2 separate regions of the Mus musculus genome follow, and region 2 is linked to region 1. Evidence: chromatin loops called from intact Hi-C (ENCODE). Cell type or tissue: heart. All regions are shown on one strand. Links, peaks and the distances in the headings refer to the core of each region. The heading gives the core; the rest is flanking DNA.

Evidence for each region. Hi-C counts contacts between places; a loop is a spot of excess contacts. Peaks named below come from ENCODE experiments on the same cell type or tissue, not always from the same donor. Only the 100,000 strongest peaks of a DNase experiment are listed, where the experiment ranks them.
Region 2: a loop joins it to region 1, with 5 times the contacts of the local background. A loop is called at or near these places in 14 of 42 quality-filtered maps.

What each region holds. Positions count from the first base shown.
Region 1 is chr10:84,619,075-84,624,447 of GRCm38, reverse strand. It overlaps Polr3b (polymerase (RNA) III (DNA directed) polypeptide B), which reads right to left and starts at 2,150. Exons shown (of 28, transcript NM_027423.2): 1 at 1,910-2,150. The coding sequence starts at 1,981. Gm17249 (a long non-coding RNA gene) reads left to right here and starts at 1,803. Exons shown (of 2, transcript XR_380645.4): 1 at 1,803-2,251; 2 at 2,990-3,925. In heart, for the core only: a CTCF peak has its summit at 2,564; DNase peaks (open chromatin) are centred at 1,987 and 2,107; H3K4me3 peaks cover 1,984 bases; H3K27ac peaks cover 1,518 bases.
Region 2 is chr10:84,530,354-84,535,726 of GRCm38, reverse strand. Ckap4 (cytoskeleton-associated protein 4) reads left to right here and starts at 1,839. Exons shown (of 2, transcript NM_175451.1): 1 at 1,839-2,280. The coding sequence starts at 1,861. In heart, for the core only: a CTCF peak has its summit at 2,155 (motif pointing left); DNase peaks (open chromatin) are centred at 1,596, 2,236, 3,316 and 4,786; H3K4me3 peaks cover 4,504 bases; H3K27ac peaks cover 4,050 bases.

The sequences.
Region 1 (5,373 bases), core at 316-5,315:
GGTTATTATTCATCGATGAGGTGAGCAAATACTAATCGACTATACTGAGTACTTATGGGGTAGTGTTTCAGCAACTTAAACAAGTAAACAGACTTGCCTCCTGACTTCAGAAGTCGTTAGCTTAATAGGGGCGACATGTAAGCAAATGGAATGACACTTGGTAGGTGCTATAACAGTATGCAGTGAGGTGGATTATTATAGATGCTAGGTATACTGCCATGACTGAGCATGGTGGTTGTATGAGGGAGGCATTCCAAATAAAGGGAGCCACTGTGTGCAAGCGCACAGGGTTGAAGGAGCTGGCAGGGTGGAGAACACTGAGGATGTCTATGCCTGCTATGAGTTAGACATGGTGAGGAAAGAAAGGTAGGTACATTGAAGAGGCTTAAGGTAGTGAATGAGGTGACAGCAGGTTCCAGTGAGCCAGTGCACCGTGGCTCAAAAGCTGAGTTAGGGCTGGGAAACACAGACAGAAGGACCAGAAAGCAGTGTAGTGGCCCATTTGGAAGACACCGAGAGTTCCAGCTCATGCTGCAATTAAGGACGATTGTGAGGAAGGTTCCTTACAGCAACACTGTAACACGACGCTGTGATCTACAAAACTCTCCCTGGAGAGCCATACCAAAAATATTAAAAGTAAAATAAAATAACACTCATAAAGCTTGGAGTTAAGTCTGCAGTTTTGGACTGGGCTACATTCTTAACTATCCTTTGCTGCATGGGCTGCAGGTCCTGTTGATTAGGAGTAGGGGAACACTGAGAAATAAGCCAAACACAAAGACAAATACTGTGTATTTTCCCTAAGAGGATCTTGGAACTCATTCTTCAAAGTCCCTGAGACAGTGAGGTTGTGATCCTACCACCTCTACATACCAAATGCTGAGATTAAAGTCGTGGGCCCCTACACCCTGTCATAGCAGGAATCAACCACGGGTGCTCTGGAAGAGCAACCAGTAGTCCTCAATCCCTGAGCCGCCCCTGGGTCCTAAGTCACTGATCAGGTCGCTCCCAATTAAACCCTTCAATGGTGCTTTACTATTCCCAGGGAGAAAGTCTAACACCTTCTAAGAGTTAACACATTTCAGAATCAGGAAGGCATCTTTTACTGCCCTCTTCCCCTAGCTCCACTAGATTTATTTGTTCCCCTGAAACAACTGATGGTGTGTCTGGGGTCATGTACAACCTGTTCCTCTGCCTGAATTTCTTCCTCGACCATCTTCAGTCCTAGATGTCCCTATTCTGTGCCAAAGATGTCAAGGTTCAGTGAGAATTTATATACCTTCTCAGGAAACAAAATCATGTCAATAACTGCACTTCCTTAGGCAGTTCACCGTGAAGCAATTATCCTTTAACTTTTAAGAATCTGATGAAAGCTATAGGGGCCCCTAAGAAAATACAAGATCAAAAATGGGGGACGAAGGGATAGTCAAGGTACTTAAACTAAACCTGCAGTCCAAAGAAACTGTGGAGTAAAAGGAAAATGATGACAAGGGTGAGATTCCCATTTACTTTTAGCACCAAAGCCGGCTATGGGACCTCAAGAACATTGCCTACGTTCTCAGGATCTCTGTGTCCTTCCAGGTGAGATCGGCAAGAAGATATTGGTTCCTGAGAGAATACACAAGGACCAATTCTTGCCAGTGCACACTTAAATTAGAAAAGCTTTACCCGAGAGCCATTCGCTAAGCTTCTAAACGTAGGACGCTACTGAGAGATCTGTACTTGCTGCTACAAACGCTCAAGAACCACACCTGGTAAAAGCTCACACACCCGGAGCTCCGAGCATGTGCAGAAGTTCTGAGCATGCGTAGAAGCCCAGGGACCCGCCCTCGTCATCCTGAAAACTCTCCCGGCAACGCCTCCTTAGTCGTCTCCAACCTCTTCCGCTGCCTGCGCTCACGGCACTTACCTCCACAGTCGGGATCGGCGCAGTCAGCTGCTCCGGAGTCAGGCTCCCGAACTCCTCGGCTAGAACATCCATTCCATTCACGGTAGAGGAAGAAGTCGGCAGAATGTTCACATCCGCCCGTGCGGCTCCAAGCAAGTAGCACGCGGAGAGTGGTGTGCGTTCTCCTCCGGTGTCCCCGTGGCGCTTGTTTACGGGGAGGCGTTTCAAAAGGTTCCGCCTGGTCAGGGCCTAACCTGCGGAGGAACCCGGAAGTGACCGAGCCGGATGTGGAAAACTACACCCACTGGTGTACTTCCGAGGTCTCGCCGGGCTAATCCTAGCCTCTTGACAGGCTCATTTCCAGTATCCCCAGAATGATTGAATACGGCAAAGTATAGTAGTTCTAACTGTATAACTAATCTGAAAAATGACTCGATAATACACATTAGTCACAACATGAACTTCTAAAGCAGAGATTTCAATTAACTCAGTCTAAACTGCTTGTATGTTGTGTAGTACAGAAGAGCAAAAGTCCTTGCTTAAATAATTGGTGGTACCTGCGTGTAATGAACAGGCATCAGCCGGGCGTGGTGGCGCACGCCTTTAATCCCAGCACTCGGGAGGCAGAGGCAGGCGGATTTCTGAGTTCGAGGCCAGCCTGGCCTACAAAGTGAGTTCCAGGACAGCCAGGGGGCAGTAAAAGATGCCTTCCTGATTCTGAAATGTGTTAACTCTTAGAAGGTGTTAGACTTTCTCCCTGGGAATAGTAAAGCACCATTGAAGGGTTTAAACGGGAGCGACCTGATCAGTGACTTAGGACCCAGGGGCGGCTCAGGGATTGAGGACTACTGGTTGCTCTTCCAGAGCACCTGGGGTTGATTCCTGCTATGACAGGGTGTAGGGGCCCACGACTTTAATCCCAGCATTTGGTATGTAGAGGTGGTAGGATCACAACCTCACTGTCTCAGGGAGTTTGAAGAATGAGGTCCAAGATCCTCTTAGGGAAAACCCAATAAATTATATTAGAATAGTTAATTAACGGTTTGGGGGAAAATATGTTTAAATCCTATGTCGATGAAATATACCTTAACAAAACACTAGAAGGAAACGTCAGAGGGACGGAGTTTGTTACCACTACACCGAATAAACGAAGGATTGCACATAATCCTCCCACGGCAGCACAGACACCTATAATCCCAGCATTTAGAAGCTAGAGGTAGGAGGGCATCCAGAAATTCAAGGGCATCCTTGGCTACCTAACAAGGTCGAGGCCAGCCTGGGCTACATGAAACCCTGTCTCCAAAGAAAAGGTAATGTATTAATAACATTGATTGGTGAAAGATTTCAAGGATGGCAACGGAGAAAGCATAAGAATTGCTAAAAGTTGTATTCCATTAATTTTTAAAAAATTAGATACACCTATAAAAAATCTCTATGAATAGTAAACACACAGTTGGTAGAAGACAAAAGGATTTGTCACTGAAATTGGAAATGAGTTCATGCAAGTCCAATGGTAAGAAAAATCCCATGGGAAGAAGAGGTAAAAGATGCCAACAGTTTTTAAATGAGTTTCAGTTTGGGAACATACAAAAATTGTGGAGATGGATGGTGTCACATGAGTGTGTACAATGCTCCTGGCCATTTAATAGTTGAACTATTTAATAGTTCACCTGTATAATTAGCACCATCTAATAATATGTGTTCTTTTTTTTTTTTAAACCTGGTCCAAGGTAATCTGCGTACAGAGTTAGCTAGTTAAATTTCAGTGCTTGTATCTAAACGTTGTGCTGATAGACTTCTGAAACTAAGTGAAGAAAGAAAGAAAAAAATTACAGGCCACCAAGATGGCTCAGTATGTTAAGTCACCTGCCACAAAGCTTGAAAAGCCGCGTTCAGCCCCCAAGACCCACATTGTAGAAGGAGAGAAGCAACTCTAAAGAGCTGTCCTCTGATCCCCATACTCACATGTAAGACAAATCATTTAAAACTAAGAATGATCAGCCCCCCCCCCCCTTAAATCCTTAAGATTTACTCAGAGAAACTACATTTGAATGGTCCCTGTGAGTTATTATACCAGAGAGCACCCTACTTAGTGTAGTCTGGAAGGGGTTGGGAAAGGGAGCTGAAGACTTGAGGACATCAAGTTTGGCTCAGGTGTGTCAGCTGTCTTCTACAAAGTCATCTTGGATTCCCACTATGAAGATGGTTCTACTGTAAACCAGATCACAGACACCTGGAGAACTAAAAAATCTCAGCTTTCTGATTGGCAGGCTGGAGCTGGAAATCTGCATTTCTAGCAAGATCTCTGCTGCTGTGACCTAATACCATAACCTCTGTACTTGTCTAGTTCTTCAGTCTGTGAATGCTGGAATGAAAATGGCCTTGCATTCCAGGTTCTAGTGCATTGTTTGTTCCTTAATAAGTTTGTGTTGAATTCATAATTTGAAAATAGAATTGCAGTAGGTAATAATAAGTTTAACATTGTATTTCTGTTTTTCACCGAGTTTTTAAAGTTTCTTTTGAAATGAAGGACACTTTGGAGGATGCAGTCCCTAATCTTCATGGCTACACTTAGTTGACAGTGATGATGTTGGCTATTAGACCACAATTCCTTGTAAGATTTCTTGCATTACACCTGTATCCCAGATCAAACCCATGACTTCTTTTTTATCTCTAGGAGGCTAGACTTTGGAAGCAAGGTGGGGAAAAAGCCAGGGGTAGTTTTGTGCTTCCTCAGTATTATGCTACCATATCCTTTTACTGAGGTATTAATACAAAAGCCTAAAGCATAAGGTGTGGGAGCTCCCGGAGGACAAGTGCTGTGCATCCTGAGCCATCCTTTATACAAGGCGAATGGGTATGTGTTAGCCAAGTGAAAAGTTATCCAATGCCATGGGGGCAAGAATGGCTGACTGAGGGACACTGTAATCTGTAATGGGAGAGGTGTTTAGGACTCTGGGAAACTGGGAAAAGTGTACATTAATTTGAACATTACTCCTTAACAGGTATTTGATTGCTATCTTTAGGTGGATTCTCTAATTATCCACCCTTGGTGGTAAGTAGAGATCTTCATTTGACAAGCTAAGGCAGTGGTTAAGAAATTTGGCTCACACCTTTAATCTCAGCACTTAGGAGGCAGAAAGGCAGGTGAGTTTCTAAGTTCAAGGCTAGCCTGACCTACAGAGTAAGTTTGAAGACAGCCAGGGCTACACAAAAAAACCCTGTCTCAAAAAAAAAAAAAAAGAAAGTAGGAAGGGAGGAAGGAAGGAAGGAAAGAAGGGAGGGGGGGAGGGAGAGGGAGGAAGGAAGAGAAAAAGGAAAAGCAATTTTTCAAATGGAGTTGGGATTTAAATCCCTAATTATCTTAGCCCAGGACATGTTAGGTCTCAAACTCAGGTTCCTTTGAGACCTAATACTTTTAAACCACTGAATACTGACACCACACCAAAAGCATGGGGAGGCAAAGACATTTTAACACGCAGAGC
Region 2 (5,373 bases), core at 113-5,112, 89 kb after region 1:
TCCTGCTTCTTTTGCTACCTTATTTTGTGGCCTTTTGCAATGGGCAGCCATTCTCTATACACAGCACACACCCTTCTAGTCAAGACAGGTGTCCTGGGCTTACCCCACTTCCTGCTCAGAAATAGCCTTCCTGTTCTCCTACTATGCAAATTCATTCTCCAAATTATTCCTCATTCTCTACTCTGTGTACAGCTCACGGTTTGCTTTCCAAGTTCTCTTTTCATTTATTGTCTCGGTTCTTAGGCGTTGGTTTTTAAAACATTAAAACATGCTTTCCCCCACCCCCACCCCCACCCCCTGCCAGGACCCAGAGCCCGTGATCACAGGCACATATGTGCCTATTCAGATTTTAAAGGTGATTTACGAAAAGAATGAGGAGCAACAAGATTGTCCTTGAGGAAGGTGCCTCTAGCAGTGGACAGACATCTCTCTGGCACACAGTGGGCCTTCAGCAAAGTTTTGCCCTTGTAAAGTTGCACATTCAGTGTCTCCTCGAAAATACTTTTCTCAAGAGGGGTATTGTCGGGCATGTGACCACCAAAGTATGGAAGTGGTGGTATTTGAACATGGGAAGATTCCAGTTTTGTTTCTAATTTTTTCCCCCTTCTAAGCAGATTGGGAGGAAGTTACAGACAGAAGAAATAGCATCCCTACTTCTGCCGCGCAGAAGTACACACTAGGACTGCGGGAGCCAGGTGCAGGGGAAAAGGTCCAGATTGGTATTACCAATGATCTGCACTGATGGTGGGCTCTGGTTTCCCTCCCAGTCATGAGTGAAGACTCACCCATGGGCTTCAGAAGCATCAGCCCAAGGTTCAAAACACGGCTGTGTGGGACCTTGAGGCATTCTGTTGGGGTCGAGGCTCAGCCTTGTGTGTTTCCTATAAAATGGGCAAATGTAATCTCAACCGTTCAAAGCTTTTGCGAGGATTTTAGAGCCCATACCAGCTGATAAGCACAGGTCTGGCACTGCTATATTTCTTTTTACAAATGTGGAAGTGACAACCTCAACCTGTGTCCCTCTAAGTGAGGGTGCTGATGGCTTCTCTACACTCAACCCAGAGCCTGTCAGGAACTGGAGCTGTGGAGAGACTGTATGATACCCCAAAAGAAAAGAGAACCAAGGGGCCTGGGGGTGTTGCATACAGTCTACTGCCCAGGCAAAGAGGGTCTGTAACTCAGTAACTCAATAACTCAGTAACTCAGCTCCCTAGGACAAGTTCTAGTCCATACCCAAGGTGCTTGGGTGCAGAGTCCTTCGAGCCCAAAAATTCTCGGGAAGAGACAGGCCTGGCCCGGCTGCAGGGCGGCCTTAGAGGAGGGGTGTTCCCGGCTTAGTGGTGGGCAAGTAGGGCGTCTGACCCCCCCCCCCCCCGTCCTGTCCCCACCTTCCAGAACCGTGCTTTCCGCTCCCCCTAGCACTCCCCCTCGGCCCGGGTGGGGATCGTGCTCAGCACAGTGCTCAGGAGGCACCCCCACCCCGCTGACTCCTCTCGAGGGTAGCCGGGGCACTGGGAGTCTCAGCCATCCGGGCAGCCGCGCCCAGCCTCGCCCCGCCGGGCTCCGCCCGCCCTCCGCGGGGTCGCAGCGAAGGGAGGAGGGGCGGCGGCCCGCTTGCGTGGCAGGCGCTCGGGCTGGGCTCGGCCTCCCTTCCCGGGAGGCGGGGTCGGCGCCGCGGCGGCGGCGGAGCCAGGCCCCCTCCTCCTTCCGCGGCCGGCCTCCTTCCTCGTCGCCCCACGTTCCCGGCCGCTCCGACGCCGCTGCGCCCGCGTGCCGCCCGCGCAGTCCCCGTGGGAGCCGGAGCCAGCGTCCCGGGCCGCGCGCCCCGCTCGCCCATCCCGCCGAGCCGCCGCCGCCGCCATGCCCTCGGCCAAACAAAGGGGCTCCAAGGGCGGCCACGGCGCCGCGAGCCCCTCGGACAAGGGCGCCCACCCGTCGGGCGGCGCGGATGACGTGGCGAAGAAGCCGCCGGCGGCGCCGCAGCAGCCGCAGCCTCCCGCGCCGCACCCGCCGCAGCACCCGCAGAACCAGGCGCACCGGGGCGGCCACCGCGGCCGGTCCTCAGCCGCCACCGCCAACGCGTCCTCCGCGTCCTGCTCGCGCAGGCTTGGCCGGGTGCTCAACTTTCTCTTCTACCTCTCCCTGGTGGCGGCGGCCGCCTTCTCGGGCTGGTATGTCCATCACGTCCTGGAGGAGGTCCAGCAGGTCCGGCGTGGCCACCAGGACTTCTCCCGTCAGAGGGATGAGCTGGGCCAGGGCTTGCAGGGCGTCGAGCAGAAGGTGGGTACTCCAGCTTTTGCGGGGTCGGGACTCTACTCCTGCCCTCCCTGAAGGGGCCCTGGTCCTTTCCTGCCCAGGCCCTGTGGCAAGAGCTGGGACCCCAGCGCCCTAGTCGCCAGGGCGGTCCCAGACCCGCTTTGTTAATGGTCTCAGAGAGGGATGGAGCGGACTCTGAGGATGGCCAGACCATTGGGGGAGGATGGGCCAAGGGCCTGTCACAGGACATTAGCGGTGACCTGTAAGGAAGCCGGCAGGCTCTACGTAGCCCATTCTTTTTGCATTAGGAACCGTTGAATGGACAGAGTTGCCCGAACAGGAGCCTGGAAGGGAAATCATCGCATCCCCGGAAGCCTCTAGTCAAGACTTCACCTTGGCTATGCCAGTAGGAGTCACCCGAGCCAGTTTTTAATAGACCTAGAGTTTTGGGGGTGGGGGTGGGGGAAGCTAGTGAGCTTAGTCATTTGCTAAGTTCAGATGAAACGTCTATCTTTAGGTCCCTTGTCCTTAGCTGGACCAAGGAGCCCATGTGGGCCTTTGAAGTCGCCTACTCCAGCTTTAGGGGAAACACAGGCCAGAAGTATTAGATCACACTTATGTGGTGTGTAGACAGCGTATTCATGTATTTTATTTCCTCACTCAAAGAGTTAACTAGAGGGAGGAAGAGAGGGCTGACAAATTTGACTCCATTTTCCAGACCCGAATATTGAGGTTTAAGAGACACAAAGTGAGTTGACACAGACCACAGCTGGCTTGAGTCGCAGATTGTGGAAGAAAGTGTGGGCCATTCGTGAGGAAGGATTCCCCAGCGAGCTGTTTCAGGAATGACCAGACAACTCTCATGGCAAACTGCTCAGTTTCTACCCTTCCAGCCCAAGTGTAGCCCCCTTCCCTCTAGTGCCTTCTCCATCCTCTCCACCCACATCCTTGCTCAATGAAACGCACTTGCTGGACGGAAACAAAAAATCCCGCCATTTCTGAGCCCGGAACCACGGCCTCCTTTCCCAGCATGCCGCTTGCCCTGCCAAGTCCCTACTTTTTTGTTGAGTGTGCACCACTAGGAATTTCCTCTCAAGACTGGAAGAGCAACTGGAGTGAGTCAGCCTGTGAAGTGGTGTAGGCCAAGGGAGGTGACTTAGCTGGGGAAATGAAGTGGGCGATTCTGCTCTGCCTGCTGAATGTCAGACCATCCTAAGAACACAGACACCCCGCGGGAGTCTGATCGCTAGCCCGTTTCCTCTCTTCCTAATCAGTCATAATATTTATTGAAGCCTGATAGTTGTATGGCTGTGCGTGAGCCCTGTGGAGGATATGGAGGAGGAAAAGGCGCAGATCAAGCTTGTGAAGTGGCATCCTAAGTAGGTTTCAGGGGTGGGGAACTTATGCACACTTTGAGAAGAAAGGGCTTGTGGGTTTGTATGTGGGACAGGGCTGGTCATTAGAAGTATCAGGAGATGGCATGACCCCATACAGGTAAGGGGACAATCTCGACTATACCTGAAGGACAGAAGGTAGCTAGCCTTCCAGTGACAGAATACAGGGGAAGTTGGAAGCTTGAGCCCAAAGTGGTTAGATCCAGGTTGAAGAACATGGGTGTTAGTTCCTATGTTGCCTTTTGGTCTCTTTGTTGGTTTTACCCCTTCCCATTCACAGCTGTATGCAAATCGCTTTCCTCTTTGAGCCTGTTTCTCATTCTCCAGGCAAGAGGAAGGCGCCATCAAGGTTTGTAAGAACTGGGATTGGGGATAGCCCAGCTGGTAAAGTGCTTACTGTGAAAGCATAAGAACATGGGTTCAGATTTCTCGGGCCTGTGTAAAAGTCCACACTTGGAATCCCATTGTTGGGGAGGCACAGACAGGAGGTATCTCTGGAGTTTGCCAGCCGGCCTGTCCAGCCAAATCGGGGTACTCCAGCTCCAGTAAGAGACCTTGTGTCAAAGAAACAAACAAACACACAAACAAGTGAACAGGGAGAGCAGTCAGTGTCTGGCCTCTGTATGCCTGCGACAGCCCCGTTGACTGTCAGCCATTAGTAGTAGCACCGGCCTGTCCACTGTTACCCCAGAAGGCTCCACAAAGGCAGGGATGGAGTTGCAGCCATTATTCCGTCGCTGGCATTCACGCACCACACAGCAGACATCCCCCACATGTCAAAAGGACAGACATCCATCCAGTACATTTTAACTGTTATGAGCACTTTGTGCATAAAGAAGCACACACACACACACCCCATGACCTCAGAAGGGGAGACACTGGGTTCCTTGGGGGACTGGTAATAGTTTCTGATCTGATTAACTTCCTAGCCATTTGTGAAGTGCCAACCTGGGATTAAATAGGAGCTCGGCCTGCCCAGGCTTTATCAGGCAGTGCTCTGAATTCCTCCATTCTTTGGTCCATTGAGAAAACACTGAAGGTAGCCTGCCATGTTGCAGGCTCTGGGCTCACCCCCATGCTTCTATTTTCAGTGCTGTGCTTAGAACAGGAAGGCATTGTGATTTACTAACCCAGTTTTAGAGGTCACCTCTCTCTAGTGCCTTCTCGGCGTATTCTTTTATGACTCAGGTTGTATTTGGCTGGGGAGGGGAGTCGTCGGATCCAACCTGGGACTTGGGAAGTGAACGTGATTTTGAGTTCCTGGAGCAGTCGGTGGGCATGCGCTGCAGCCAGGGTATCCTGTGTGCATCCCTGTTCTGTTTCTCCTTTGGCATTGAGTGGAAGATGTTGCTAGGAGTCCGTGAGCCTCTGAGGAACTCAGGACAGAGCTTAGCCTGGTGAAGACAGTAGCTACTGCGTGGAGCGGCCAGCGAGGGTTAGGCACAGTTAGGCACTTTACTTGTTTAGACTCATTCAGTTCTCACGGTGACTATCGGTGAGTCAGGTACTATTTTTGTCACACCTTGTGGCAAAGGAAACAAGTTACATACAGACAGTATGTAACGCGTCCAGGAGCAAACAGCAGTGAAGCATTGAGCTAAGATTTGCCTACCCAGCTTGGCTTCAGAGCCTTATTGTTTAATTTGTTGGTGTTTTGTTTTGTTTTGTAAGATAGCATTCCATGTAGCCCAGACCAGCCTCAGATGTAGCCTAGGATGATTTG